Linked DNA regions of Homo sapiens: region 1 is linked to region 2. A link is a loop called in an ENCODE intact Hi-C map of the cell type or tissue named here. Cell type or tissue: ascending aorta. All regions are shown on one strand. Each heading gives the region's core, and the rest is flanking DNA. Links, peaks and the distances in the headings are about the cores only.

Evidence for each region. Peaks named below come from ENCODE experiments on the same cell type or tissue, not always from the same donor. Only the 100,000 strongest peaks of a DNase experiment are listed, where the experiment ranks them.
Region 1: it touches region 2 in a loop (8-fold over the local background); 5 of 110 quality-filtered maps call a loop at or near these places.

The regions. Positions count from the first base shown.
Region 1 is chr17:27,376,877-27,392,291 of GRCh38, forward strand. No RefSeq gene overlaps it. Among named protein-coding and RNA genes, the nearest start is that of LINC03146, 52 kb to the left of the region's middle. In ascending aorta, for the core only: CTCF peaks have their summits at 4,481, 7,828, 8,051 and 11,682 (motif pointing left); a DNase peak (open chromatin) is centred at 7,625; H3K27ac peaks cover 868 bases.
Region 2 is chr17:27,326,298-27,341,712 of GRCh38, forward strand. It overlaps LINC03146 (long intergenic non-protein coding RNA 3146), which reads left to right and starts at 6,198. Exons shown (of 3, transcript XR_007065677.1): 1 at 6,198-7,130; 2 at 7,963-8,080. RefSeq lists enhancers at 2,513-3,013, 6,249-6,798, 11,393-11,893, 12,259-12,338, 12,579-12,698 and 3 more and a silencer at 13,129-13,178. In ascending aorta, for the core only: a CTCF peak has its summit at 6,741 (motif pointing left); DNase peaks (open chromatin) are centred at 5,364, 6,304, 6,704 and 7,469; H3K4me3 peaks cover 1,527 bases; H3K27ac peaks cover 3,302 bases.

The sequences.
Region 1 (15,415 bases), core at 4,325-12,324, 52 kb after region 2:
CTTTGGCCCTGTTTTGTTTGTTTTTTTGTTTTTTTGAGACAGGGTCTCACTCTGTCACCCAGGCTGGAGTGCAGTGACACGATCTCGGCTTACTGCTACCTCTACCTCCCAGGCTAAAGGCATCCTCCTGCCTTAGCCTCTGGAGTAGCTGGGACTACAGGTGTGAGCCAACATGCCTAGCTAATTTTTGCATTTTTTGTAGAGATGGGGTTTTGCCATGTTGCCTAAGCTGGTCTCAAACTTCTGAGCTCAATCAATCAGTCTGCCTCAGCCTTCCAAAGTGCTGGGACTATAGGCATGAACCACCACTGCCTGGCCCTATGATTTCATCTCTGACCCAACCAATCAGCACTCCCAACTTACTGGTTCTCCACCCACCAAATTATCCTTAAAAACTCTGATCCCTGAATGCTCAGGAAGACTGATTAGAGTAATAATAAAACTCCAGTTTCCAGCACAGCCGGCTGTGTGAATTACTCTTTCTCTATTGCAATTCCTCTGTCTGGATAAATTGGCTCTCTGTAGGCAGCAGGTAAGGTGAGCTCACTGGGCAGTTACAATGCCTACATCATTCACTTCACTTCATCTTGTTGTATAAGCATTTTATCATGTTACATCATCACAAGAAGAAAAAGGATGGGCACAGTACAATAAGATATTTTGAGAGGAAAAGAGAAAGAGAGAACATATTCACATACTTTTTATTCCAGTATATTGTTATAATTGTCCTATTTTATTATTAGTTCTATTTTATTATTATTATTATTATATTATTCTTACTGTGCCTAATTTATAAATGAAACTTTGTCATAAGTAGGTACATACAGGAAAGACATAGTATATGCAGGGTTTGATACTACCGCCTATTTTAGGTACACTTCAGGGGTTTTGGAACATATCCCTTGCCATTAAGAGGGGACTACTGTATTCGTAATTTGTGTCTTCTGTCTTTCTTAGTTAGCCTGGATGTTGGTTCATCATTTTTATTGATCTTTTAAAAGAACAAGATTTAGATTTTATTTTCTCTATTTATTTCCTGTTTACAGTTTTGTTGGTTTCTGCTCTAATTTTTATTATTCCTTTTCCTCTGCTTGCTCTGAGATTAAATTGCCCCTTTTCTCTAGTTTTTTAAGGGGAAAACTTAGGTTATTAATTTTAGATCTTTCTTTTTTAAAATATATGCATTTAATGATATAAATTTCCCTCTAAGCATTGCTTTCACGGCATTCAACAAATTTTGAAGATTTGTATTTTCATTTTCATTTTCTTTTTTTTTGAAACAGTGTCATGCTCTGTCACACAGGCTGGAGTACATCGGCACGATCATGGCTCACTGTAGTAACCTCAAACTCCCGGGCTCAAGTGATCCTCCCAGCTCAGCCTCCCGAGTAGCTGGGACTATAGGCTTTCACCACCATACTTGGCTAATTTTTTCTATTTTTTTCGTAGAGATAGGTCTCACTTTGTTGCCCAGGCTGGTCTCGAACTCTTGGGCTCAAGCACTTCACCTTCCTCAGCCTCCCAAATTGCTGGGATTATAGGCGTGAGGCACCATGCCCAGCCTCATTTTCATATATTAAAAATATTTAAAAATTTCTCCTGAGACTTCTTCTTTGACCTGTGTGTTACTTAGAAGTGTGTTGTTTAATCTCCAAACATTTTGGGATTTTCCAGCTATCTTGCTGTTACTGATTTCTAGTTTAGTTCTGTTGTGTTTTGAGAACATATTTATACAGGAACAGGATTCTATCCTGGACATTGTTCATGTTACGCTGTAGAGGCTCTGGTTTCTGTTAGTCCTCCGAAACATGTTGATTTCTTTCTTTTTATTAGGCAATTAACTTCAAACTCTGCTCTTCGGTGGCAGCTCAAACCTCAGTTCAGTTATTTTCCTCTGCTAAAGTATTTTTCATGCATGTGTGGTTCAGGGAGCAGTGAGAGATTTGGGCAGAGTTTACAGATGGGATCTGGAGCCACCCCCTTTCCGAGCCTTTCCTTTATGGCACTCCCCACTTCACTTTCCAGTGGCTGTGGTTGCTCTAAACTTTGTACTCTGATTCTTTAGGCCAGAAAGACCGCAGGTTCCCCAAGTGTGCTCTGCTGACTGCAGCGCACCTTCAAGATCAAAGCCAGAAAAACAGATAACTCACCATATGTCATGCCCTTCTTCCAAGTGTTGACTCCCAGCCAGGGCCTACTTGCTTTTATTCACTCTTCAGTGCCTCGCGTTGGTTTTGGGTTTGTTTTGCTTTTTCGTTTTGTTTTGTTTTTGTATTTTGTCAACACTTTCTATCTGTGGGATGGTCAATTCAGTAGGATCTTAGTTCTCGTGGAAGAGAAATCCCCCAACCCAAGTCATAGAAAGGTAACGTCACTGACCTGTGGCCACTCAGCTAGCAAATTGAACGGGTATTCCAACCCAGGACTAAGCAACACCAGTCTCCTCCGCCCCCAACCCCACATACTTTTTATTATGTGGATCTGTCTTCCATCTCTTATTTGTCAAAAGTCCCAGAACTACTTACTCTGACTTTTCTCTTTGCATAAAATCCATCCAGATTTAGGAAGAAGTTTTATTTATTGCCTTTTGTGCATTGTCTCTCCTGTGAAAGGATGATGATTAAAGTGCCTCGGCTTTGAAGTTAAAAATACCTGTGTTCAAATCCTGCCTCTGATATATATGTGATCTTGGACAGGTCGTTCCAGTTTCCTTATCTGTAAAATGGGGGAAACAATAGTATTGACCTCAAAAAATGGTGGTGAAGATTAAATGAGATATTTCACATGAAGCTCAAAGAACGGTGACTGACCTCCAGTAAGCAGTCAATAAATGAGACCTCAGGGGTTTTTCCTACTCTGAGGTAGGGGAGTACTCACAGTGGGATGCTCCATCAGATATTTTTCCAAGAGGAGGGTACATCAGGGGCCTGAGCCCAGGACACTGTTTGAGAGGCTGGTCCTCTTGGGATGCCAGCCTTATTAAGCTGGGGCTGCTGTCATGTCAAATGGAGTAGCACAGGAGCCTAGAGTGGTCCATGTTTTTCGGGGAAAGAAACCCAAGCCCAGAGAGATTCAGCTCCCATCTGAGATCTGTGCAGAGCTGGGAGTGCAGCCCAGCTCCCCTGAGCTCTGCTTCCAAAATCAATGGTATTTTTCTTCTGTTGAATGCCCATGTTCCTCACCGGGGGAGCTTCGGGTGCAGGGCCTGGGCGCAGGGTGGGTGTGGGTGGCTCTCAGAGGCCAGGGGGCCCAAGAGGAGGAGCTGTGAGTACTGCCATCACAGAAGGTGGATGAGGAGGAGATTTCTGTTTTATTTTTCTCCAGCAGGCTGGAACGATTTCTAGAAGGAACACAAAGAGAGGCGGAGAAGCCACTGAAGAAAGAAAGAAAGGAGTAGAGGCTGGGAGCAGGGGGCGGCGTGGGGAATGCAAAGGAGGAAGAGGGGAGTGGCTGCTGCTGGCCGGAGCCGGCGTCTCTGGTTTTGGTCTGGCCGTGGGCCAGCAGGCAGCGGACAGCACAGCACGACGGGCTTGGAGAGCTGGCAGGGCGCTGCGACAGAAAGAGGACGCCGGTCAGGGTGCTGGGGGAGGGGACCCTCTGCCCACCCAACCCCGCCTGGCCAAGGAAATGTCCGTGTAGTGAGCAGTGACCACATGATGCCCTTTCACCCGCCTCACATGTTTAATTAAAAAAACAGAAAAACAACCTCCTTCTAGACAGTCTTATGGTCTCTGTTTTTAGATGGTGTCACAAGGCTCAGAGAGGGTAAATGAAGAGCCCGAGGTCACCCAGCTTGTAGGTAGCAGAGCGGGGATGCTCCTCACCCTGCACGGAGCAGCCTGTAGCATCATAAGCTGTTGCTTGCCCTGACGTGGGGAGCCAGGGGGATGGCGGACTTCTCAGGTTCGTTTCTCTGCCCACACCTGGCAGGCTGTCCCTGAAAGCTGTCCTCTTTCATCATTTATTCAGCCATTCATCCATTCATTCCTGAGCATTCGAGGCTGCGTGCTGAACCCTGGGGGACCACAGTGAACAAGCTAGATACCACCCTTCCTGCGAAGAGCTCGAGGCCAGTGGGGGTCCCTAAGGAGAGCCGGGAACATCAAACCTGCGGATTGGGAGTAAATATTAAATCCAGTTCCTCTCCCCGATTTACATGCACACACACGCACCCGCACAGTCCCTTCATCTTCTGAGTGTCATGGGAACGGGGACTTCTAGCCCTCGGCGGTGGCCAGCAGCACTGGCAGCCGCCCAGCCGCAAGGGGACGCTGTGAGGGCAGCGAGCAGGATTCCCTAGGCCCTCGCCCCCTGGTGGCGGCAGCGGCTCCTGCTCTGCTCACCACGCCCCTCGGTGATTTCTGGCCCTCCCCCGCCCCGGTTGAGCCTCTTGGGGGCCTCTTGGGTCACCACTTCTCTCCCTTCCTGTTCCAGCCCTGTGGGGAGGGCCTGTTGGCCTTCACCTAGGCCATGCCCTGGTGTTGCCACAAAGCGCCTTGGAGGCCGTATCTCACCAGCCGGCAGGAGGTCCCTGCATCAGGCCTGGGCCTCAGACACATTCTCTCCTGTGATCCTCTAGCCAGCCTCTCCCCCGTCCCCCCTTCTGATGAGCCAAAGGTTCTGCGCCATGCATGCTCAAGCTGGGACTGCCGCTGTCCTGGACAGAGACCAGCTCTAAATCAGGCAATTTAGAGCCAGGCGTGGTGGCCTGCGCCTATGGTCCCAGCACTTTGGGAGGCCCAGGCAGGAGGATTGCTAGAGCCCAGTAGTTCAACCAGCCTGGGCAACATGGGGAGAACCTGTCCTACAAAAATGAAAATAAAAATATTAGCCAGGCGTGGTGGCCAGCACCTGTAGTTCCAGTTACTCGGGAAGCTGAGATGGGAGGATTGCTGGAGCCTGGGAGTTGGAGGCTGCAGTTAGCCGAGATTGCACCGCTGCACACCAGCTTGGGCAACCAAGCAAGATCCTATCTCAAAAAATAGACAAATTTTAAAAATCAGGCAGTTTAGGTGAGACTCAACTGCCAGTCAGCTGAACTTGAAGCTAAGGCTGTCTTCCTCAAGTTGATCTCTTTTCTGAATGGCAAATCCTGGGGAAAGCAAGGGAGCAGTGGATTTGGATCTTTTAGCCTTCTGCGGTCCAGGGATCCGAGTTTAGGGGAGGTAAAAGGAAGACAGCAGACGCAGCAATTGCATGCCAGGCACTGTGCTGCTGGAGCTCCTCAAACGGTTTCTCAGTCCTGACAATGACTCTACAGTGGGACTTATTTTCTGTCTTTTACAGAGGAATAAATGGAAACTCAGAGAGGTTAAGTAACTTGCCCAAGGGCACACAGCTAGGAAGTGGCAGATGTGGGATTCCAGCATCAGCTCCTGCCCCTCACCACATTGCAGTGGCTTCTGGTTCTCCCGTCCCACTCTCTGCACTCTACAGACAGCACCGTGCCCTCCTCCTCCCTGTCTCCATGCTATTGGACATTCCTCCTCATCTTCTCCTCCACTTCCCTGCAGACAGTCAGGGCCACCTTGCCCCTTAGTACTAGTGAGGGTTTGAAAGAGAAGCACAGCACATTGGGGCCACCAACAGGCTAGGACTCTATGGTCTAGGTGACTGCAAAACAGAGCTATCTGGATAGATGAAATGACCTCTCCCTGAACCACATGGCCCGAGCTCCAGACCAGAAATGAGCTACCGATGCTTGAGAGAGAGCCAGGCACAGAGAAAAAAAGCTAGAGGGATGCTTTGGAAGATGAGATGCTCTGATGGGTGCCAGGGGCTTCGCATGTGATTGGGAGGCCAGATTTCTCACCACCCATTTAGCCTCAGACACAGGCTGCTTTCAGCCAGTGTTATAAGTAGCTGGGAATATAAAAGTTGGGCAGGGAGAGCAGAATCCAGCTTGGTCCTGGGCTGGGAAACATGGATTGGGGGTGGGGGGATAGTGGCTGGTCTGGTACCAGGCTTATGGTTTGCTGGAAAGATCTGTCTCCTCCAGCAACAGCTGTGAGAGAGAGCTGGGTTGTGAACTACCCTGCAGGGGAAGCCTCCATGGGACCCTGGGATTCACACGCACCCTGCTGTGGGTACCCAAGGGTACCTAACTCCATTCTAGATGTCAATGGATCCTTTGCAAAGGTTAGGGTGCTCTGAGACCTCTGCTGAAGGGAAGGAAACTCACATGCATTGAGCATCAACTCCGTGTTGGGCACTGGGCAGGTCATGATGCCATCACTGAAATAAAGGCATCAATAGCCACCACATCTTGAGCATCTGCTACATCAGGAAGCGTGTTAAGCACTTTGTTGTGTTATGATTGCTGACATCAACAGTAACACAGTAACCGTAGCTACAACTTCTTTTTTTTTTCTTTCTTTTTTTTTTTTTTTTTGAGATGGACTTTTGCTCTTGTTGCCCAGGCTGGAGTGCAATGGTGCGATCTCGGCTCACCGCAACCTCCACCTCCCAGGTCTAAGCAATTCTCCTGCCTCAGCCTCCCTAGTAGCTGGGATTGCAGGCGTGCACCACCACGCCCAGCTAATTTTGTATTTTTAGTAGAGACAGGGTTTCTCCATGTTGGTCAGACTGGTCTCAAACTCCCAACCTCAGGTGATTGGCCCGCCTTGGCCTCCCAAAGTGCTGGGATTACAGGGGTGAGCCACTGCACCCGGCCTTTTTTTTTTTTTTTTTTTTTTAATAAAGACAGGGTCTTACTTTGTTGCCCAGACCGGAATGCAGTGCCACAATCTTGGCTCACTGCAACCTCCACCTTCTGGGTTCAAGCGATTCTCCTGCCTCAGACTCCGGAGCAGCTGAAATTATAGGTATGCACCACTGCGCCCAGCTAATTTTTTTTATTTTCAGTAGAGATGGGGTTTCTCCATTTTGGCCAGGCTGGTCTCAAACTCCTGGCCTCAAGTGATTCACCTGCCTTGGCCTCCCAAAGTGCTGTGATTACAGGTGTGAGCTGCCATGCCCAGTCAGTAACTACAACTTCTTGAACATCTTTTATGCTTTAGGCACTGGCTTGGGCTTTACAGATCATTATTACCATCATCACCGTCATCATCATCACCATCAGACTACTGACAACTGCTGTGTTTGGCACTTATTAGAGACCCTTATGTTGTCTAGTTTAACTTGATTCTTAAATCCACCATGTGAAGGAAGTATTCTTACCCCATTTTGCAGATGAGGAAACTGAGGCACACAGAGGTTAAATGACTTGCCCAAAATCATTTAACTTTGAATTCAGGTCTATGACTGCAAAGCCTTAACTCTTCCCACCATATGTCCCTTCCTAAGGAAGCAGATGCTAAGGAATGTTCATTGGCTGAATGAATGAACAAGCAAAGAAACGCAGCTGTCCGAGGTGATGTGTGGAATTTCCAAGCCCCAGGAGGTTAAGCGGGTTGTTGAAGGTCGCAGAGCCAGACAGCAGTGAGGTAAGTAAGGAGTCCCGGCTCTGGTCTCAGTGCAGGCTTCCCTCACAAACCTCCTTGCTACTTTGAGCAGAAGCAACCTTGTTTTGGCAGCTGTTTTGCCCTTACTCATGCCTGGGATAACAGTGGACTCCCGATTTGCATGCCAACTCATTTCCTACCCTTCAGGGAGCTGGGCAGGAGGCCCAGCACTGGGTCCTGCCAATCCCCAGGCGAGCTATCAATGGCAACTGCCAGCTAGTCACGGGAGAGTCATTTCATTCTCTCTCCCTTTTTCTCTAAGTCCTTCCAGCAGGAGGACTCTCAGAGTTCCTGCTGGATGAGTAGGTATCCCCTGGGGCCGCAAGGCTGGACAGGCACCTTGGACCTCCCTATCCAAGCCTCCTGGGGCTTCCACCGAGGATCAATATGAGGGTGTGGAGACAGTTTTGTGGCCCTGGGCAAATTGAAGTCCCTTCTCCAGGTCTCAGTTTTTACGTATCTCCCAAATGGGGGATTGGGTGAGCTGGCCCTCCAGGTCTGCACTCTGTTTCCTGGGCTCTTCTCTAATGAGCCTGCCTGTGACATTGTGCAGTTCCCCCAGCCTCACTCTTGCTGGGAACAAGGCCCAATTTGGACCTTCTACCAGGGTGGGAAATGAGTCGACTGGGAAATTAGAGACTGCTGTGAATCCAATCATGAGTAAGGGTGAAATTGATGCCAAAAGTTTCTGCTTGAAGCAGCAAGGGGTTTTGTGAGAGAAATCCTGAGCTGAAAGCCAGAGGAGGCAGGGGGGTCTCTGACATAGGTTATCTGCTGCTGATCAGGGGTTCCCTGGTGGCAGGTGACAGAAACCCAATTCAAGCCAGCTTGAAAAAAGATGCATTTGTTGGCCCACAGAACTATGCAGAATAGGCAAGATTTAAACACCACCCAGCAAGCACTCTCCCCTTCCTCCTTAACAACAGAACCCCTCTATTGTTAAGGGATGGTGAGGTGTGTTTCACAGATTTCCCTGCACATGGGAATGGCCAATGAGCTAGAAATGGAAATCTTTGAGTGGGGCTTCTAGGATGCTCTTTAAAGGGCTGACCCCTGCCTCTTCCCTCATCTTTCTGCCTGGAAGGTAGGCTTGAGGACTGGTGCTGGGGCAGCCATTTTGAGGCTAAGATAATCATCTTGGGCTAAGAGAATCCCAAAGAACTTAGCCCTGACACTGAACCAACACGAGCAACTGCCTGTTTCTGAAGTTCTCTTCATGCGAAAAGCCACTGTGGTCAGGCTTCTGTTACTCATGGCTCAATTCAGTTTCCAGGTGATACACCTTCATTCCTTGGGACTGGCTTCTTCACTGGAAGAAAATATGTCTCCAGGAGCTCTGGGCTTACTTCCTCAGAGCTTTATAGCCAAAGAGGAAAAAGAGTGTCTCCCCCTGCTTCAATTTGAAAACTCATGGAGAAGAACTCTGATTGGCCCAGCTTGGGTCATGTGCCCCTCCCTTGGTGACACTGAAGCTAGAAAATGAGGCCCTTTGATTGACTCAACTTGGGTCACATGACCTCCCTGTGGCTGAGAGGATGGGGTCTGTTGAAGGAGAAAGGGAAAAGGGATGCTGGATAGGTAAACAGAACAGTGCTTGGAGCTGCACCTGACTCTGACTCCATCGGTTGCTGTGCCTCTGGCTTTCAGCCATGTTAGCACCACCCAGCCAGAGGATGTTGGGTCAATTTGCTCAGGACCCCGAGCAAAGTCTATATTCCTTCCAGCAGGGTTATTGCTACTATTGAATGATGGGGTTAGATATATTAAGTGCCTACCATCTTGCCAGGCACAGAGATAGTGTCCTTCCCATTCCTGTGGGTGGGAAGAGCCCTGAGATTCTCTCCTGGGCTCTATCTGTCTTGATGTGCCCCCATCAGAGGGAAGAGCCCCTCCCATCCTTACCTAAGCCCCTGGGGATTCAGGGCCAGGAAGCTCCCCTTGGGGGGAGTCCAGGGAACTGCCCAACAGTCAAGAGATGGGCCTGCTCTTGCTGGGTGCTAACCAGGTGATCTTGGGTGACTCGCTCAGCGCATCAAGTCTCAGTGTTTTGTCTGCAAATGCGGACGTGCTGTGGTGGGCGCACCGTGGTAAGGGCTAACAGACATGCTGTGTGGAGCCCACTAAGCACAATGCCTGTCACTCAGGGAAGTCCCACTAAATATTTGCTATTAATAATTGGTCTCGGTAATAGTTAGACTCAGGCTTGGCCACCACAGAAAGCATAGCCCCAGAGTGGCCCTGAGTGGAAGGGAGGTTTTTGTTTGTACCCTCCAGCCTGGTGAGGATGGAGGAGGCCTTCTCTGGCTCTCGCAGCCTGGATACCAGATGGCATGTGATCTGGCCTGTCCCTGTCCACAGGAAGCAAGTGATGAAGAAGAGGTTGAAAGCTCTTAGTGCTGCCAAAGCAGAGGGGTTGTAGGGAGGAGACTCAGAAGAGATGCAGGGTGTGGGCCACTGTCACTCACCCACTGAGGGCATCCTCTGTCGGCCACATCACCACTCCAGGTAGGCCAGCCCTGCTCTTGCACAGGTTGGCTGATTGGGAGCAGATTCTGACTACAGCCAACTGGGGCAGTCAGCCCGGGCAACAGGAACAAGGAGGCATGGCCACTGTACTGAGGGTTCCTTGCGCTCCAGCTCAGGGTTTAGAGCACGACTCTGCAGTTAGCCAGCCTGGGTTGAACCTGTTATTAGTTGTGTAACATGCACACTTTTTATTTTATTTTATTTTATTTTTGAGACAGGGTTTCTCTCTGTTACCCAGGCTGGGGTGCAATAGTGCAATCAGGGCTCACTGCAGCCTCCAACTCTTGGGCTCAAGCGATCCTGCCTCATCCTCTCAAATACCTGGGACTACAAGCAAGCACCACCATGCCTAGCTAATTTTCTTATTTTTTTGTAGAGATGAGGTCTCAATATGTTGCCCAGGCTGCTCTCAAACTCCTGGACTCAAGTGATCCTCTTGCCTCCGCCTCACAAAGATTTGGGATTACAGGCATGAGCCACTGCACCTGGCCTAACCTGGACACTTTATTTATTTATTTTTATTATTTTTATTTTTTTGTCACAGTCTTGCTTCTTTTTCTTTCTTTCTTTTTTGAGACAGAGTCTCACTCTGTTGCCCAGGCTGGAGTGCAGCGGCCTGATCTCAGCTCACTGCAACCTCTGCCTCCCAGGTTCAAGCGATTCTCATGCCTCAGCCTCCTGAGTAGCTGGAATTACAGGCGTATGCCACCACGCCAGGCTAACTTTTTTTTGTATGTGTATTTTTAGTAGAGATGGAGTTTCACCATGTTGACCAAGCTGGCCTCGAACTCCTGGCTTCAAGTGATCTCCCTGCTTTGGCCTCCCAATGTGCTGAGATTACAGGCGTGAGCCACTGTGCTCAGCCCTGATATAGTCTTTGATTATAAAAAAGAACAAAGTACTGACACATGCTACAATATGAGTGAATCCTGCAAACACTACCCGGAGGGGAAGAAGCCACACACAGAATATCACATAGGATTCTATTGATATGAAATGCACAGCTGGGCGCGGTGGCTCACGCCTGTAATCCCAGCACTTTGGGAAGCCAAGGCGGGCGGATCACGAGATCAGGAGATCGAGACCATCCTGGCTAACATAGTGAAACCCTGTCTCTACTAAAAATACAAAAAATTAGCCGGGTATGGTGGTGGACACCTATAGTCCCAGCTACTCGGGAGGCTGAGGCAGGAGAATGGCGTGAACCCTTGAGGCAGAGCTTGCAGTGAACCAAGATCGCACCACTGCACTCCAGCCTGGGCGACAGTGCAAGACTCAGTCTCAAAAAAAAAAAAAAAAAAAAAAAGAAATGCACAGAATACAAAAATCTGTAGAAACAGAAAGTAGAACTGTGGTTGCCTGGGGCTGCCTGAGAGGAAGGGATGAGAGGGTTTTGGAGGATGACAGCTATAAGATATGGGCTCCTTTTGTGGGTAATGAAAATGTTCTAAAATTGATTGTGCTGATGGTTGCGTAACTCTGTAACTATACTAAAGACCATTGAATTGCACACTTTAAATGTGTAAATTGTATGGTATGTAAATTTATCTCAATAGAACTGTTACCAAAAAAAAAAAAAAAAAAGCCTTTCCTCAAGGAGTTTTTTTGGAAGGATTGGTGTTTTAAGAAACTTTGGAAAACAAAGATGTAAACCAGGCCAACTGGGTCCCCCTGGTGGCCTGGAGGACAAGGTTCTCCAGTGGACCCTGAAGAACTACCCACCAACAGTGAAGCCAAAGGGGTTTTTTTGTCAAGAGTGCCATAGTCAGGGTAAGTGTCCTGCACGATGACATTCCCTCCTGACAGGCACAGAGCCAGGGCTGGGTAAGTGTGTAGCAAATCTTCACCCCCATTTATCTGTGCATGTGGCCGACAACGACCTGATGGCCGTGCTGAGCACCTGGGCAGCGAGGACAGGCCTTTCATGTACCAGCCTCACCTGGGAACCAGCAGGCAGTACTGTGCCCGTCCTGTAGGTACCCTCTGTCCTGGCCAAGGGAGCCAGTCAAGAATAGCGCAGGCTGGGAAACCAGTTGGGAAACCAGATGGGAAACTCTGGAGCTTGGGGAAGAGCAGACATGGGTTTTGTTCCCAATTCTCCTCCTTTTCTGCGTGACCTTGGGTGCAGTGTTCAGTTTTTCTGGGCCTTAGCTTTCCCCATGTGGAAAAGAAGTAAATCCTGCTCTTCTCCCTCAACAAGGCTGCTGGAGAAATCCAAACTGAAGACCGGCAAGGTTAGAAGGGACTCCGATGGTTGAATCTGTTCTCACTCTCCTCAGGTGATCTGAGGGATGCTGTCCAGTGCCAGGGAGTGTACTACCTCCCATTTCTTTCTTTCTTTCTTTTTTGAAAGTCATCTTAGTATTTCTTTTCTTTTCCTTCCTTCCTTCCTTTCTTTCTTTCTCTTTCTTCCTTTCTTTCTTTTCTTTCTTTCTTTTGAGATGGAGTCTCACTCTGCTGCCCAAGTGGGAGCAAAGTGGCACAATCTCAGCTCACTGTAAACTCTACCTCCTGGGTTCAAGCGATTCTCCCTCTTCAGCCTCCCGAGTAGCTGGGACTACAGGCATGTGCTGTCACGCCTGGCTAATTTTTGTATTTTTAGTAGGGATGGGGTTTCACCATGTTGGCCAGGTTGGTCTCGAACTCCTGACCTCAAGTGATCCACTGGCCTCGGCCCCCCAAAGTGCTGGTATTACAGGTATGAGTCACCATGCCTGGCCACTACCTCCCATTTTATTGCTAGACAATGTGGCACTCAGGAAGCCCTTCCTTCTATTGTACTGATTTCTGATTTCTGTGAGCTCTTCCCATAGCCTTGATTCTCCCCTTGGGCCTCATGAAATGGGACTACCCCCGCGCCATGATGCCCCACAGGGCCCACTTCACTCAGCCCTCTGACTCTCCTGATGCCAGGAGGCCACTGCACTCAGAGCAAGATTGCACATTCCTGCCTTGTTCAGAGTCAATGTCCTGTGGCATTCCAGCCTCCAGCCTCCTGGCCTGTCCCTCATCTCCCTGACCTGGGACATCTGCCCGGCCTCCCATCACCTCTCAGGCCTGCTGCTCTATGATGCCCCAGGCTGCTCCACTTCCCAGTTGTGACTTCCACTTGCTGCTCAAATGAACACTTATCCTGACTTCCGTAAGGAACTCAGCCTCCACCAGGCCCCAGGAGGCCCCTTCCCACCCCACTTTGCTGACATTCCTTTGGGGTAGTCCTAGCCTCTGCAGAGTGGCACCCTGGACAGCCCACCAGCTCCTTAGAGACACTGACTGCACCCATTCCTCTCTGTGTCCCCATCTAATGGTGAACCCCAAGTCCATCCACATCCTCCATGAGTGCAGCACCTCAAGCTGCTTATAGGCCCAAGCACAGCCTTACCAGGGCAGCCTGACTATAGCAGGGCCAGGCAGGATAGAGGAGCATTGCCTCTCTCTCCTTCTAGGAGCCACCTTTTTATTAACGCCCACCTGTCTAAGATCATGGAGAGAGAAATCACTTGTCATCTTGGACTGCCATTCTTCTTAGGTGGCCTGGTATACCCATGTGGCACTATTGTCTCTCTTGTTCCATGCCCTGATGGGTATGAAGTCCTATCAGACAAAATCTCCAAGACTGATCTCTCCCTCACTGTGTGGCTTCATCTGGTCCCTTCCTGTGTTTCCCAGAAGTTGGGTTCTGCCACTGTTGGGCCTCCTTAGATCTCCAGCCTGGCATCCAGGCCATCCTCACTCCCATCCTGCCTTGGCCTTTCCTGATATGTCAAGGGTCTCAGCCCACCATGGTCCCCATCTGGCTAGAAGCACTCACATCCCGCACATGGCTGCTGTCTCCGTGAGTCACTGCACAATGACATGTTCATTAGGACAGCGGGAGCTCATTTTGCCAACTCTGGAACCACGGGAGCCGGCTAAGTTTAGAACAAGCCTTGAGCGTGAGGATGCTGTGTTTCTTTTCCTTCTGGCAAGACACGAGACTCGAGCTATTCTTTTCATCTTCATTCTCCCAGACAAGCCCTAAGCTTCACTTACTGCTAGATCTGCCTACATCCAACATAAGCTCCTCTGTAATTAAGAGGAGAAACTCCCCCAAGGTTGAAAAGCATTGGGTTATGGGAATGTTTTAAGGAATATAATGAAGAGTCTGAACATGGGATGATTTAAAGACTTAATGCAGGTGTTCTTAACCCTGTTTCTGTGGATGGGTTTCATGGAGTGCAGAAACCCCCTTAGTTCTTGTATGACTGTGCATTTCCCTGGGGAAAAGGGACTTTATATATATATATATATAAGTCCATAGGGTGTGAAATTGTGGGAGGGGGAGTCTACCTGTCTAGTGTCCAACAGTGGTCAGGAAATTAGTCCCTGTGCTAACACCTCTGCCTTCCATTGCATAGTCTGACCATCAATGTGATGGCTGCTCTGTCTTAAGGGCCATTTGGGATCAAAAAGCCCAGAACTCAAATTTGAGATTGACCATTTGTAGTGTGACCTTGGGAAGGTCATCAAACCATTCAGAACTTAATTTTCCCAATTAAATTTTTTTTAATTTCCAGATTAATAAATCTGTGCCTCTACACCCAAAGAAGAGTTTGGGAAAGAAAAGAACTAACACTTATTGACTATCTAATGTATATCAAGCCTTCTGTTTGTAATCATTTTCCTTTTCAAACTTTACATGCCCCAAGAGTCTCCAAGAGTTGCTATGAGAGCTCACTGAGAACAAATATTTAACAACTGTCTAGGTACCGAGGATACAGCAGTGAGCAAAACAGATGAAGTCCTTGTCTTTGTGGAGCTGACAATCTAACAGGGCAGACAGACAATAAGCAAATAAATATGTACAATGTCAGGGCAAAGGGTGGGATAAGGGGAATGAAGAAAAGTGGAGAGGAATGAGAGAAGGCAGGATATGTATGCTATTCTGTGACAGAGTGACATTTGAGCAGCAAACTGAAGATGTTAAGGAGCAAGCCAGCCTCTGGTAAAAGATAATTCCAGGAAGAAAACTGCAAGCACAAGTTCTGAGATGGGAATGTGTCTGGCTTATGATGAGTGGTCAGTGGGGCTGGGGCAGAGGAACCTAGGTGAGAGAATGATAGGAATTCAGGACAAAATAAGACCCAATTAAGGGCTTTGGATGCTAGGACCACGGATGTAAACATGTATTGCAAGTATTAAGCACTATGCATGATAGATGCATCTCTCCATTCATCTGTCCTTCAGGACTTGAGAGTCTTAATTTTTTTAAAGCATATACATTTTAATTTTTATTTTTTAAAAATAGAAACAGAGTCTTGCTTTGTTGCCCAGGCTGGTCTCAAACCCCTGGGCTCAACGGATCCTCCTGCCTTGGCCTCCAAAAGGGCTGGGATTACAGGTATGAGCCACCACATCCAGCCTATTATACTTTATAAAGATTTATA
Region 2 (15,415 bases), core at 2,625-10,624:
GCTCAGGTGTGTCAAGGAAGAAAGGCTCTAGGTGTGATGTAAGTCTGGACAGATGACTATGAGTTTGCCAAGTTGGGTGAGGGGGGCAGTAAGGGTATCAGAGTATGAAGCAGTTTCCAGTATTTTAGGGAAACTGACACAATCAAAGCATAGCAGTGCAGGGACAAGGTTAGTTTTGCTTGTCAGCTATAGGACAGCTGGGAAATAATGTACCAGAGAGTGCAAGGCAAGAGGCAGGAGGAGCAGGGTGGAGGCTATGACATTATTAATATTCATTCTACTTTGCCCATGGTATTAATTATTATCATTTATAATTGCCACATCATGTCTCAGAACATTTTATTCAATGAAAATAATCATAGTTAATATTCACAGTCATGTATACCTCACCTATTCTACCTTCTTTAATTCTTATAATCCTGTAAGTTTGGTTCTACTCTAATCATCATCCTTATTTTACAGAAGAGGAAACTGAGGCACAGAGAGGTATATAACTTTCCCTAGGTTGCACAGCAAGTTAGTGCAGAGCTGGGATTTGAACCCAGCAGGCTGGCTCTAGGAACTGTGTTTCTAACCACTGCACTGCCTTTTCCCTCGCCTCACAGGTTCTCAAACATCTACTGAGGACCTACTATGGCCCACTGCCTGTCCTATGCTTTATGCATAGGGATAAGTCTGTGTATTGAAGGAGCTTTCAGTCTAATTAACTATTTCCCTGTGGGTGGACACTTAAAGTCTTTTCTCCTTTTAAAGATAGCTCCTCGAGGAATGAAGCTTTTGTAATCTCAAAGCTGGACAAAAACTGTGCATCTAGTGGGTCAGAAGTTCTGCTTCATAGGCTGGGCGTGGTGGCTCATGCCTGTAATCCCAGCACTTTGGGAGGCCAAGGTGGGCAGATCACTTGAGGTCAGGAGTTCGAGATCAGGCTGGCCAACATGGAGAAACCCTGCGTCTACTAAAAATATAAAAATTAGCTGGGCGTGGTGGCGCACGCCTGTAATCCCAGCTACCCAGGAAGCTGACGTGGGAGGATCACTTGAGCCTGGGAGATGAAGGTTGCAGGTGAGCCGTGATCACACCATTGTACCCCAGCCTGGGTGACGAGTGAGACTCTGTCTAAAAAAAAAAAAAAAAAAAAAAAAAAGGAGTTATGCTTCATAGCTCTTGTTCATGCTTTCAGATTGCTTTCCAACAGTGCAGAGTCCATTTAAACCACAAGCACCCGTGTGTATCTGCGAGTGGCAATCTCGCCAGAACCTCACCAGCACTGGGCATTATCTTGCCAAAAAAGTTTTGGTACCCCGTGAGTTCCACAGGCAGCTTCTTCCTCTGTAGTGTTCACATCCCCAGTCTAGTCACAAATGAAGGGAAAAGCTTGTTAAAGGTGGATGGAATATTAAGTTACAGAGAGGATGGAGGATACACGTACAACTGTGAAGTGGGCCAGATTCACGGGGCTTTTGCACTTAGACTGGGAAAAGTACTGTCTTTCTTGGGTCTAATCTGAAAATGTTCCCTTGAGGCAGCTAGATTTCAAGAGCAAGAGGCTCAGACAGAGAACATGTAACTTTGAGGTGAGATGTGTAAGTAAACAAGGAAAGAAGACAGATTGGGAACATTTCTCCCCAAACATTCCACAGATAATAAATATTCCACATTATCATTTAATGTCACCAACCTCTCTTGTTCCCATCACATTGTATTATAATTGTGTATACATCTGTCTTGTGAGCAGACCAGGAGTCTAGACATTTTTCCATCTAGTTTCCTGACGTAGATAGTGACGTACTTTGTGTGGCATGATGTGCCAGACACATGGAAGATTCTCTGAGAACACTCGTTGAACTGGTCTGAACATCCCACACTATTGTATTATGCTGGTTCCTAACACTCATACTGCAATATAATTCTGTGAAGAAGAATCACATGCACTCTTTTCTTAGCGGGGCAGCAGGGCAGGGGGCAGGTGGGAAAAGGTGAGCAAGAGGGAGGCAAATCTTGAAAGCTGTGCAGGGGCCAGGTGCGGTGGCTTATGCCTTACGCCTGTAAACCCAGCACTTTTGAAGATTGAGGCAGGTGGATCCCTTGAGCTCAGAAGTTTGAGACCAGCCTGAGCAACATGGTGAAAACCCGTCTCTACCAAAAAAATAAAGCAATCAGCTGGGGTGGTGGTGCACCCCTGCAGTCTCAGATACTTGGGAGGCTCAGCTGGGAGGATCACTTGAGCCCAGGAGGTGGAGGCTGAAGTGAGCTGAGATTGCACCACTGCACTCCAGGCTGGGTGACAGAGGGAGACCGAGTCTCAAAAAAACAAAACAAAACAAGTTATGGGCACGATGGCTCATGCCTGTAATCCCAGCACTTTGGGAGGCTGAGGCGGGTGGATCATGAGGTCAGGAGTGTGAGACTAGCCTGGCCAAGATGGTGAAGCCCCATTTCTACTAAAAATACAAAAGTTAGCCAGGCGCGGTGGCGGGTGCCTGTAATTCCAGCTACTTGGGAGGCTGAGGCAGTAGAATCGCTTGAATCCGGGAGGCGGAAGTTGCAGTGAGCTGAGATTGCACCACTGCACTCCAGCCTGGCGATAGAGCAAGACTCCGTCCCAAAAAACAAACAAAACAAAACAAAAAACTGTGCGGGTTATGGCAGAAGTCCACTGTAAGAGATATTCAGAAGCCCTCAGTACTAGGGAGAACATGGAACAGAGTTTCTGTTCTTTATTTCTCTTATCTCACCCCCCAGGGCCTGGATCAAAGCCCAGTGCACAGAGGGGCTCCACAAAACCACACCAGTCACCTGGCACCACCAGGGTGGACCCCCAGACCAGGGTAGGCCCCAGCCTGTATTGAGACAATAAGCAGACACAGTCCTGCAAAGCTAGGCCCAGCAACCCAGCCTGCAGCAGTGGAGATGCATTGATTTGCATCTGAAAATAAGCTGCATCTGTATCTGCCACTGCTTCAAAAGGAGAGAAAAAAGGGGTTGTTAGCAAAGCTGGTGGGCAGGGTTGCAAAAGGAGGCTGAGTCTGTGGCTAACTGGGTTGTGCGCCGCATCAGACATTTGTTCATCTGTCCTAAGAGCCTGAGGGTGGTGGAGATGTTTGATGACAAATAAGGTGGTTGAGGGGGTCAGGGGTGCCAGAAGGACCACAGAGGCCACACGGGAAGACAGAAGCTTTGGATGGGGCTGCTTCCTGCCCTGGGGATGAGGAACAGGTGAGGGGGCGGGTGAGCAGGTGTCGAGGGAGGGGTGACTTGAGGCTGACAGTGCACTCCTCAGAGTGGCAATTCCATGCAGCCTGCTGTGCACCTGTCAGCCTCTTGTCATCACAAACTTTTAAAAAGCCCAGAAGATGCATGCATGTCTCTGCGCTCACAGATCCACATGTAAAGTTATTCTCCATGGAGGTTCCCACAGCACGCACCCAGACATGTACCATAAAGCAAATCTCCCTAACTGTCCAGCCGTAGGGAGGGACAGGTTCACCATGTGGCAGGATGTTAGGAGCCTTTACAAAGAAAGACACGAAGCTGTAGGAAGAGAACACAGAAGTTCCAGAATGGTAGTTCAGTGATTATAATTGTATATATGTATATATACATATATACAAATGTGTATCTATATACACATATATCTATATTTACATATATATAAAATGTGTTGCAAAGCTTAGAAGGATGGATTTATACCAAACTCTTTTTTTTTTTTTTTTGAGGCAGAGTTTTGCTCTTGTTGCCCAGGCTGGAGTGCAATGGCGTGATCTTGGCTCACTGCAACCTCTGCCTCCCGGGTTCAAGCAATTCTGCTGTCTCTGCCTCCCAAGTACCTGGGATTACAGGCATGCACCACCACGCCCCACTAATTTTGTATTTTTAGTAGAGACAGGGTTTCTCTATGTTGGTCAGACTGGTCTCGAACTCCCGACCTCAGGTGATCGGCCCGCCTCAGCCTCTCAAAGTGCTGGGATTACAGGTGTGAGCAACTGAGCCCAGCCGTATACCAAACTCTTAATAGTGTGAACCCAAAATATATGAAACAGGTCTCAGTTAGTTTAGAAAGCTTATTTTGCCAAGGTTAAGGACATGCCCATAACACAGCCTCAGGAGGTCCTGATGACATGTGCCCAATGTGGTCGGGGTACAGCTTGCTTTCCTTTTTATTTTTTTTCTTTTCTTTCCTTTTTTTTTTTTTTTTTTGAGACAGAGTTTCGCTCTTGTCATCCAGGCTGGAGTGCAATGATGTGATCTCAGCTCACCAAAACCTCCGCCTCCTGGGTTCAAGCTATTCTCCTGCCTCAGCCTCCCAAGTAGCTGGGACTACAGGCATGCGCCACCACGCCCGGGTTAATTTTGTATTTTTAGTAGAGACGAGGCTTCTCCATGTTGGTCAGGCTGTTCTCAAACTTCTGACCTCAGGTGATCCACCTGCCTCGGCCTCCCAAAGTGTTGGGATTACAGGCGTGAGCCACTGCACTTGGCCGCTTTCATACATTTTAGGAAGACAATACATCAATCAATACAGGCAAGGTTTACATTGGTTTGATCTGGAAGGGCAGGACAATTCAAAGTAGGGTGCAGCTTCCAGAGGTCAGATTTTAAAACTTTCTGATTGGCAATTGATTGAAAGAGTTATTATCGGTAGAAAGGAATGTCTGGGTTATGATAAGAGGTTGTGAAGACCTAGGTTTTGTCACACAGACGAAGCCTCCAAGTAGCAGGATTTAGGGAGAATAGACTGTATTGTTTCTTATCAGACCTAAGGTCCCCGTTGGTGTGAATGCTGGAGGGTATAATGAGGCATCTCCCACCCCCTCTTCCATCGTGGCCTGACTAGATTTTCAGGTAACCCTGGAATGCCTTTGGCCAAGAGGAGGGGTCCATTATTTTTGGTTTACAACAGTGAGAAGTGAGTTGGGGGAGAATTGGACTTTTGTTTGGGTTCTATTTTATACACATCTCTATTGTTTGGATATTCTGCAGCAAACATTACAAATTTTTTTAAATGCTGAAGTCAAATTGATGCCTTCAAGTCTATGAACGCTGTCATCCCAGCAAAGCACAGTGCACCTGCTTTCCCATGTGTTCTGGGCATGTCCTCACAAGTTGGGGTGAGACAGAGTTGATCCCTCTGCCACTCTGCCCACTCCTGCCAATGGCTGTGCTTCCTGGCAAGTCATTGGCTCTTCTGAGCCTCAGTGTGCCCACCCATAATGCAGGCAGAGGCATCTCAGAAGCTCCAGAGTCACTGGGAAATGGCACATGGGGTGGCAGGAAGGTGGGAGGGGGAGAGAACAAGAAGGCACTATGTTAGCAAAACTCAGCATGAGGGAGGGCCAGCTGCAGCCCAGCTCCTTGGCTGCAACCACAAGGGAGGGCAGGGAAAGAAGAGGAAGGAAAGAAAAAAGGAGAGGAGCCAGGCCTGGTGGTTCACTTTGGGAGGCTAAAGAGGGCAGATCACTTGAGGCTGGGAGTTCGAGACCAGCCTGGTCAACATGGTGAAACCCCATCTCTACTAAAAATACAAAAATTAGCAAGGCTTGGTGGTGTGCATCTGTAGTTCCACCTACTTAGGAGGCTGAGGCAGGAGGATCGCTTGAACCTGGGAGGTGGAGGCTGCAGTGAGCCAAGATTGTGCCACTGCACTCCAGCCTAAGCTACAGAGTGAGACTCCATCTGAAAAAAAAAAAAGAGAGAAAAGAAAAGAAAGAAGAGGAAGGGCTACTGCACTCTGGACTCAGTGCCCTCCTTGGTCTCACACCCTTGCTGACCTCCCTCCTGGCACATGAGGTCTTCATGCTGCTCAGGCCCATGGCTGACCTCCTCTCCTCTGGAGTGGTCCATCCCTACCAGATCTCCTCCTGTCCAGCTGAGCAGACCAGGCCTATACAGGCTGCTTCTGGCTCCACTGAGGCCCAGGAGCTTACACCTTTGGACCGGGTGTCAAAAGTGTCCTTCTTATTAGCAAAAAGAATTTTGGAGGGAAAAACAAATGACATCCTCAGACATCCTAGGGCAGAGTCAGAAGCAGAGAGGAGACTGAATGGGCTCGGGTGGGTGTGGAAGGTCACTGCAGGCCGCCATAGGACAGGCCTGGGCTCACAGGAGCAGGATGTGGGGAGGGGGATTGCCAGGCAGGGGTGGGGACCAAAGTGAAGGCCACCTGGTGGGAGCCAGTCAGAGGGGTGGGGCAGGGTTAGATCACAAGGGAATCCAATGCCAGGGGGCCAGGGGATGTTTTGCAATGTGGGCAACTGAACCTGAGATGTGACAAGACCAGTGATTTGGCGACCTGCCCAGGCAGGCCCAGCCCCCAGGGTATTGAGATGACACATTCTAAACTCAGGTGACCCGGGCCTTGGGAGTGCACTAGCAACTGGCTGTCAGTCACGGGGCTCTTCAGATATTTGTCACGTGAATGAGCCAGACAGTAAGTGGAGATGCCCTTCCTAGTCACCTACTGCCGGCGTTCACGCTGTGAACCAGCGAACTAGGCCACCGGCCTGACCCAGTTTTCCCTGTGGCCTGCCAAGCCAAGGAGAAGCAGACGCGGCCGGCGCAGGCGTCCAGGGTGACTCGGAGGCGTGGCTCTGCAGTCGCGGCTCTGCAGTCGCCTTGGAGCGGCTGCCCTTCCGACCCCGCCTGGGCTATGACTCATCTTCGGTGGAGGAGAAAGGGGCCTTTGTGAGCGCCCAGCTCCGGCGTCTCCTGGACAGCACCGCCCTCCGGTGGCCGCGAGTCAGGAGGGCTGGGGAAGCCGCCCGAGAGGCAGCGCCCGAGCTCCCCACGAGCTGCTGTGCCATTGGAAGCGCCAGCGCCCTCCCCTCGGAGTCCAGCCAAGTCGGGGGGAAGACTGGGAGAGAAATCGTCACCCCCTAGAGGGCAAGTGGGCTCAGCCCTAGGAAATGCTTGTTTCTCCAGCCCCTCCCAGACGCCCCGGGGAAACGGCATCCCAGAGCTCCGCTCCCTGGAGGCCCCTCCAGAGAGGGACCCGGGGCCCCGCCCCGCAGCTGGAGAAGGGGTGAATGCCTTTCCTACCTAACGCCTGGTCCGCGGCCCTGCTTGTTGCGTCTCCAAGACCACGTGTCTGCTGCATTTTAAAAATAGTTGTGAACATCTGACTTTCTCCTTTTGTGAGTTGCCTATTCATATCCTTGGTCTGCTTTTCTATTTTCTATTTTTTCTCTTGTTGACGTACAGAAGCACTTTAAAAATGTCAGTTCTGTCGAATGTGTTGCAAATATTTTTCTAAGCTTAGAATTTTACCTTCTGATTTTGTTTTTGGTGATATTTGATACACCACACGACATTTTGATGTGGGATGACCTTTTGATGTTTTTCTTTTTCTTTCTTTAGTTTTTTATTTTTGAGTCAGCGCCTCACTCTGTCACCCAGGCTGGAGTACAGTGGCGTGATCTTGGCTCCCTGCAGTCTCCGCCTCCCGGCTCAAGCCATCCTCCCACCTTAGCCTCCCTAGTAGCTGGAACCACAGGTGCACACCACTACGCCCGGCTAATTTTTGTATCTTTTGTAGAGAGGAGGTCTCGCTATGTTGCCCAGGCTGGTCTTGAACTCCTGGGCTCAAGCAACCTGCCTGCCTTGGGCCTCCCAAAGTGCTGGGATTACAGGCTTGAGCCACTACTCCCGGCCTTGATGTTTTCCTTTATTCTTTCTCCCTTTTGTTTTTTTTTAATTGTAAAACTGCTCCCATCTGAGTATCACACAGACATTTCAGATCTATATTTTTTCTTTTCTGCTCCTCTTCCCCCCTTCCCTTCCTCCATTTCCTCTTACTCCTTCATTTGGCTTTTAAACCCACCTGGGACTAATTTTGATATAAACTGGAAGATAAAGATCTAAACTTATTTTTTTCTGAATAGTCAACTTTTCATATGTCATTATTCAGGCTTTCTCTCTTGTTTGTTTGTTTGTTTGTTTTGAGACAGTCTTGCTTTTGTCTCCCAGGCTGGAGTGCAGTGGCACAATCTCTGCTCACTGCAACCTCGGCTTCTCAGGTTCAAGCGAGTCTCCTGGCTCAGCCTTCCCAGTAGCTGGGATTACAGGCGCGTGCCACCATGCCCGGGTAAGTTTTGCATTTTTAGTAGAGATGGGTTTTCGCCATGTTGACCAGGTTGGTCTTGAATTCCTGACATCAAATGATCCACCCGCCTCGCCCTCCCAAAGTGCTGGGATTACAGACGTGGGTCACCATGCCCAGCCCAGCCTTTCTCTTTTAGTAGAATATTTCCTCACTGGTTTGAAATATCACTTTGATTATAAACTAAATGCTCGGGCCTATTTCTGGCCAGGACCCTGACCTTATACATTAAGCCAAAGGATATGGACTTCTTAAAAAAATCATATTAGGCCGCTAATTATGGATTTAGGACATTTATTCACATTGTTTTAGGCTCCAACTAAAAGCAGGCTTGAATGAAGCAGCTGCACAGGAAAACTGGATAGGAAAGATTTCATTTAAAAGGACATAAACATTTTAAATTCTTTTTAAAAATTTATTATTATTTATTTTTAATAGAGACAGGGTCTGGCTTTGTTGCCCAGGCTGGCTTTGAACTCCTGGGCTCAAGCAGTCGTCTTGCCTCAGCTTCCTAAAGTGCTGGGATTACAGGCATGAGCCACCACACCTGGCCAACATTTTCTTTTCTTTTCTTTTTTTTAATTTTCTTTTTTTTATTTTATTATTATTATACTTTAAGTTTTAGGGTACATGTGCACAATGTGCAGGTTAGTTACATATGTATACATGTCTGGCCAACATTTTCAATTCTTATTATACAAAATGTCAAACCTTCCTCCAGAATGGACATAAATAGACTAATGCATATCCTCCCAGAAGCATATGAGAATGCCCTTTTCACTACACCGTTCTGAGGTTGAGTATTATTTGTAAAACTATGTCCTAGTTTGAAAGGAAAAATAGGATCTCATTGTTCTCTCATAATTTGCATTTCTTTAATGCTTGAGAGTGAATTTTTTCATGGTCATTTATAAAATACCTAGATATAAGCTTGACACAAAATGTGCATGTCCTATAAACAACAAAAACTTAACTAAGAGGTTTTAAATAAAGTTTACATACATGGAAAGGCATGTGATACTCGTGAATGGAAAGATGCCAGTTCTGGCCAAATTAATATATAAGTTTTGTGTGATTCTTTTTTTTAACACATTTTTTCTTATTTTTAAAAAAATTAGAGACAGCCTCTTGCTGTGTTGCCCAGGCTGAAGTGCAGTGGTGTGCTCATGGCTCACTGTAACCTCAAACTCCTGAGCTCCTGTGATCCTCCCACCTCAGCCTCCCAAGTAGCTAGGACTACAGGTGCATGCCACCACGCCCAGCTAATTTTTGTATTTTTAATTTTTTTTGTAGAGATGGTGTCTTGCTGTGTTGCCCAGGTTAGTCTCAAATTCTTTTTTTTTTTTTTTTTTGGAAAGAGTCTCACTCTGTCCCCCAGGCTGGAGTGCAGTGGTGCGATCTTGGCTCATTGCAACCTCCACATCCCTAGTTCAAGCAATTCTCACGCCTCAGCCTCCTGAGTAGCTGGGATTACAGATGTGCACCACCATGCCCAACAAATTTTTTGTTTTTTAGTAGAGACGGGATTTTCCCATGTTGTCCAGGCTGGTCTCAAACTCCTGAGCTCAGGCAATCTGCCCACCTCAGCCTCCCAAAGTGCTAGGATTACAGGCATGAGCTATTGTGCCCGGCCTGGTCTCAAACTCTTGTGCTCAAGCGATCCTCCCACCTCAGTCTCCCAAAATGCTGGGATTATAGGTGTGAGCAACTGCCCATGGCCAGTTTTGTGCAATTGTATTAATAATAAAAATTCCAATATATTTTTGGGGAATTTTGCATAGTGAATCTAAAGGTCATAGACAAGTGGGGACAACCAAGAACACTTTGAAAAAAATGGCCAGCGAAGGAGAACTTGTTCATATTAGCAGGTGTTCTAGAAAGACCCTCTAATCTCCCTACCCAGCTGGGATTTTGAAGAGATGTTGTAGTGAAGTTATTATTTTCAGAGACATGGGCCAGGTTAAGGGAACCAAGAGGGGAAGTTGAAGCTTGTGCAACAGCAGGACTCCATTAGCACCCCAGACAGTTCGGAGGGTCGGCCACACCCAAGTTACAGCCCTAGGGCTGCAGTCACTGCCAGAACCACAGCAAAGCAGGGAGGGAGCAGGACAAATACATACCCCCTCCCCTCCTGTCACCTGTCCCCCTTGCTGTTGCCTCCTGATGGCTGAACCTTATTCAAAGTACCAGGGGAAGTTAAGTGATTCAATGCTTAGGGCTGGCTCAGTCTCCGGGGGCACAGAGAAAGGTAGGGGAGGCTGCAAAGAGTATCTGGGGACACAGAGATTAATCAGGACATGCGGTAAGTCCACCTTGGGACACTTTTCTAAGAAAATCATCTGCCATATGCTGAAATACTTTTTACAAGTATATGGACTGCAATATTACGTTCTGTTTCAAACAAGCCAACTTAAATGTTCAACAGCAGAAGATTCATTAAATAAAAAATGTTATGTCGGCTGGGCACGGTGGCTCACGAGTCATCCCAGCACTTTGGGAGGCTGAGGCAGGAGGATCACTTGAGGTCAGGAGTTCAAGACCAGCCAGTCCAACATCGCAAAACCCCGTCTCTACTAAAAATACAAAAAATAGCTGGGCATAGTGGTGCATGCCTGTAGTACCAGCTACTGGGGACGCTGAGGCAGGAGGATCACTTGAGCCCAGGAGGTTGACGCTCAGTGAACTATGATTATGCCACTGTGCTCTAGACTGGGTGACAGAACGAGACCCTGCCTAAAAAAAAGAAAGAAAGAAAGAAAGAAGACCTGAAAGGAGAGTCACCAAAAGGTAAAATATACTTATTTTGGAGTGTGGGACTGTGAGCAATATCAATTTCTTCTTTAAACTTTTTTTGGGTATTTTTCAATTTTCCTTTTATAGTCAGAAATAAATCCAAGAAATAGGTGCAACCTCGAGATAAACAGGACTCAGGATGCTGAGAATGTTTCCACAGCTCACCTTCAGGATTGTCCATGTTCCACTTTACTGTTGAACGTGAACTTCATGTGTCAGTTCTCTGTGGCTGTGCAGCAGATAGTCCCATAATTTAGGGGCTTTAAACAGACAATGATTTTTTTTTTTTTTTTTTTTGGCAGTGTCTGGTTGATTGGGCGGTCTTTGCCTAGGGGTGGCTCATGTGGCTGTGTTCACTGGCAACAGGCTGGTGGGAATGTCCAAGAAGGCCTCTTGTATTTGCCTGGGGCCTTGGGGCCAGGCACCTCTGTTCTCCTCCAGGAATCTCCTGGTTCCTCTCACAGGGGGATGGCCTGGACTTCTTGAGAGCATGGTGGCCTGCTTACAAGAGCAGGAGCCCCCCTGTGCAAATGTCTATCAAGCCCCTGCTTACATAGCTCTTGCTAATATCCAGTTGGCAAAGCAAATCACCCGGCCAAGTCCAGAGTCTGCATGAGAAGGGGCTACACCAGGGTGCAAGTAGTAGGAGGTGGAGTTGGGTGGGGCACTGGTTAGCAGTCCACCACATTTCTTCATAAGGCAAAAGCTGATTTCATCTGCTTATGTAAACTTCATCAAATATATCGCTAATGCTGTGTTAATCTTTTAGAAGAAAAACAATGTCCCCAAGAGTCCACCTCCAAGAGAACAAGCAACTTCCTAGCAGATGCTGAGGCTTGCAAGACTAATCTGGGCTTGGAAGTGTTAAAAGAAAAGATTTTAATTTAAAAAGCAAAGAAAGGGCCGGGCTCAGTGGCTCATGCCTGTAATCCCACCACATTGGAAGCCAAGGCAGGCAGACTGCTTAAAGCCAGGAGTTTGAGACCAGCTTGACCAACATGGCGAAACCCCGTCTCTACTAAAAATTGGCTGGGCATGGTGGCCTGTCCATGTGGTCCCAGCTACTTGGGAGGCTGAGATGGGAGAATCACTTGAACTGGGGACCCAGAGGTTGCAGTGACTTGAGATCGCACCACTGCACTTCAGCCTAGGCAACAGAGCAAGACTGTCTCAAAATAAAATAAAATAAAAAGCAAAGAAAGTCCTTGAACCCATTGGAAACATCTTTCAAGGAGCATGAAACCAACCCTTTTATCACGTAACAAGTATTAATGGAAAGACATGAGACGTTGCAAAGTATTACTAGATGCTGGAGTCTAGAGATTATCTATTTGACATTTAGGCAGAGAGCAAGGAAAAAACACAAAGTACTAAGGAAGCAGGGAGCCTCTCTAAATGCTGATAAGACGATGAACTGCGTTAGTCGGGGAACACTTTGGGAGACTGAGGTGGGTGGATCATTTGAGGCCAGGAGTTCAAGACCAGCCTGGTTAACATGGGGAAACCCATCTCTACTAAAAATATCTCTCAAGGCAGCCTCTTGGTGAGCGAAAGTTCTGAGGCAACCCGGTGGAGGGTTAGAGTTCCCCGATGGGCAGGCTTTGGTTTGCAAATCAACTGGTAACCCTCAAGAAGAGATCCGTCTAGGAGAACATATAATTAGATGAACTTGCCTTGTAGGCATCTGCTGAACTGCGAGGTAAAAGGTTATATTTGCATGTCTAAAGGAATGAGTAGGAAGTGGGAAACTGGGGAACCGGGGAGTGAGAAAAGAAGAGAGAAAAAAATAATTAAACCATCTCTTAGAAAAACGGGGCTACTCAGTTACAATCCCTCAGCTAAATACCCCCGGAGTGTGTTTGACCCAGGCTCACAGCCGTCCCTGGTGGGGTTGAGCCCCAGTTGCCCACTGCGGTTAACTCAGACTTGTAGGGCTTTCCTCTCTTCCGGCCTCACTGCTCCCCTTCCTCACTGCCTTTAGATTTCTGACCTCTACTTGCTGATTTACCTTGAGCAATTACTTCAACTCTGTGCTTAGGGACCTCGTTTGTAACATAGGGTGGTTACATAGTGGTAACATAGGTACCTGCTATGATGAGGAAAAAAGAAGGTAACATGCACAAAGTGTTTAGAACAGTACCCGGCATATAGTATGTCCTCAAAAATGTCAATCATGACTACATAAATAGAACAAGTACGCAGGCCACAGGAAATAAAACTCACCCAGCCAGCTTCGGTTTCCACCTCTATGAAATGTACATCAAAATGCCTATTTTGAGAGATCACTGTGAGGGGTACGTTGAATGACATAACCTATGTCAGGTACAAAGCACAGGGCTTGGCCCAGATGGGGCCACTGCTGGACAAGCTAACTGCTCTATTTTCATCAAGCGGCTGTGCTATCAAGAGAGAATGACCTCTACCAAGCAAGAAGGGCCAAGAGTTGGGGTGCAGATGAGACCACTTCTGACTCCCAGGCCACTTCCTCCTTTGTCACTGGAGAAAGGTGCGATTTCAGGCAGGTCATGTCCCTTGGGCCTTGGTTTTAACATCCCTAAAAAGGAGTGATTGGATTTGGGGGATTGCTAAATGACGTCCTACCGGCTCTAAAGATCTAGGGAGAGCCCCTGTCCTGAAATGGACACACACACACACACACACACACACATTCCTATACACACATAGACACACACATACACACTATATACACACATACATTCACACATACACAATACATACATATACTCACACATATACACACATGCTCATGTAACTGATGGGTTTTTCCTTCCTGCTGCACAAATAAAGAACACACCATAGCAGTAGGGAAAGAATTTAATTGACTTGTAGCCAGCCACACCACACAGGAGATGGAGTTATCACTCATATCAATCTCCAAGGCTCAAAGGCAGTTTGGGTAAGGGGTGGGGGTGGCCAGCCAATGGGTGCTTGCTGCTGATTGGTTGGAGTGGAGATGAACTCAGAGGGGGTCAAAGCTGTTGTGTTGAGCTGAGTCACTCCTGGGTGGGGCCACAGGAGTCATCAGGTCCAGGTGGAGTCATGGGTGTCAGACATGCAAAAAATATCTGAAAAGATATCTCAAAAGGTCAGTCTACAATAGTGATGTTATCTGCAGGATCCCCCTGGAATAATGGCTACACCTTATCAGAAATCAGATTCCTCTTCTCTCCCTAGTCTAATGGCCTTTCATCAGCTTTAAAAGGCAGTTGACTTTTGGGGAAGGCCTAGTATAATTTAAACTGTAACTTTGGCAGGGTGCTGTAGTTCATGCCTGTAATCCCAGCACACTCGGAGGCCAAGGTGGGTGGATCACTTGAGACCAGGAATTCGAGACCAGCCTGGGCAACATGGCAAACCCCATCTCTAGTAAAAATACAATAAAAGTAGCTGAGTGTAGTGGCACGGACCTGTCTCAGCTACTCAGGAGGCTGAGGCATGAGAATCACTTGAACTTGGGAGGCGGAGGTTGCAGTGAGCTGAGATCGCACGACTGGACCCCAGCCTGGGCAACAGAGAGAGACCCTGCCTCTAAATAAATAAATAAATAAATAAATAAATAAATAAACGATAACCTAAATGTCTCCCAAAGTTAGCTTAGCTTAAGCCCAGGAATGATTAAGGCAAATGCGAGATGGGGGTGGGTTAGATTAGATCTCTTTCACTGCCGTAATTTTCTCAATGTTACAATCTTTGCAAAGGCAGTTTCACTCACACACACACTGCAGAGAGGAAGCCTCTGTGGCCACACTGGGCCAGTCAGTCACCTCTGGAAGCCTTAGTCTCCAGGCTCAGTTGGCCTTGAAAATCACCCTAGAGAAGAATAACGTGTCTAGAAAACATTTCCAGGCACTTCCATGTGCTGTGCAAATGCTGTTTTCTTCTTAGGTCCCTCCTCTCCTTTTGTCACTTTGCAAATGTCTGCAGCTGCCTTGCCAAGTATGGGATCAGGTCACATTGCTCTGCCGAGGGCTGGGCTGGGGCCCAGGAAGCCAGACTCTCCAGATCTACCTGCCCTGTCCTCCCACCCACCTCTTCCCAGCCCCTGCAAGAATTCATTAGCCCGGAGGAAGAAGGCAACAGCCCTTGAGGGTGTTTTACTGGGCTCCTCAAACATGTCTGCAGCCCTTCCCAGGAAGCTAGGTTGAGAGAAAACTGCAGAACAGATGGGGCCCGGGAAGGAGGAAGCATTGGACTGAAGAGGCACAGAGACGAGCCAGGAGAGGGCTGAGTGATGCAGATGCAGCCCCTGGGCTGGCTCTAGGCCTTAGACACACACATGGCAGGCCTTTGCTCAGTGCCCGGACAGCTCCAGTGGGCAGGCAGAAAACTTTCTTGTTTTTCTGTACCTGTGCCCCATTTCTGATTCGGAGTTCCTTTGCCATCAGGCTGGTGGGGAAAAATATGTAATTTCTTTCTTTATTTTTTGGAGACAGGGTCTCACTCCGTCGCCCAGGCTGGAGTGCAGTGGTTCCATCTCGGCTCACTGCAACCTCCACCTCAAGGGTT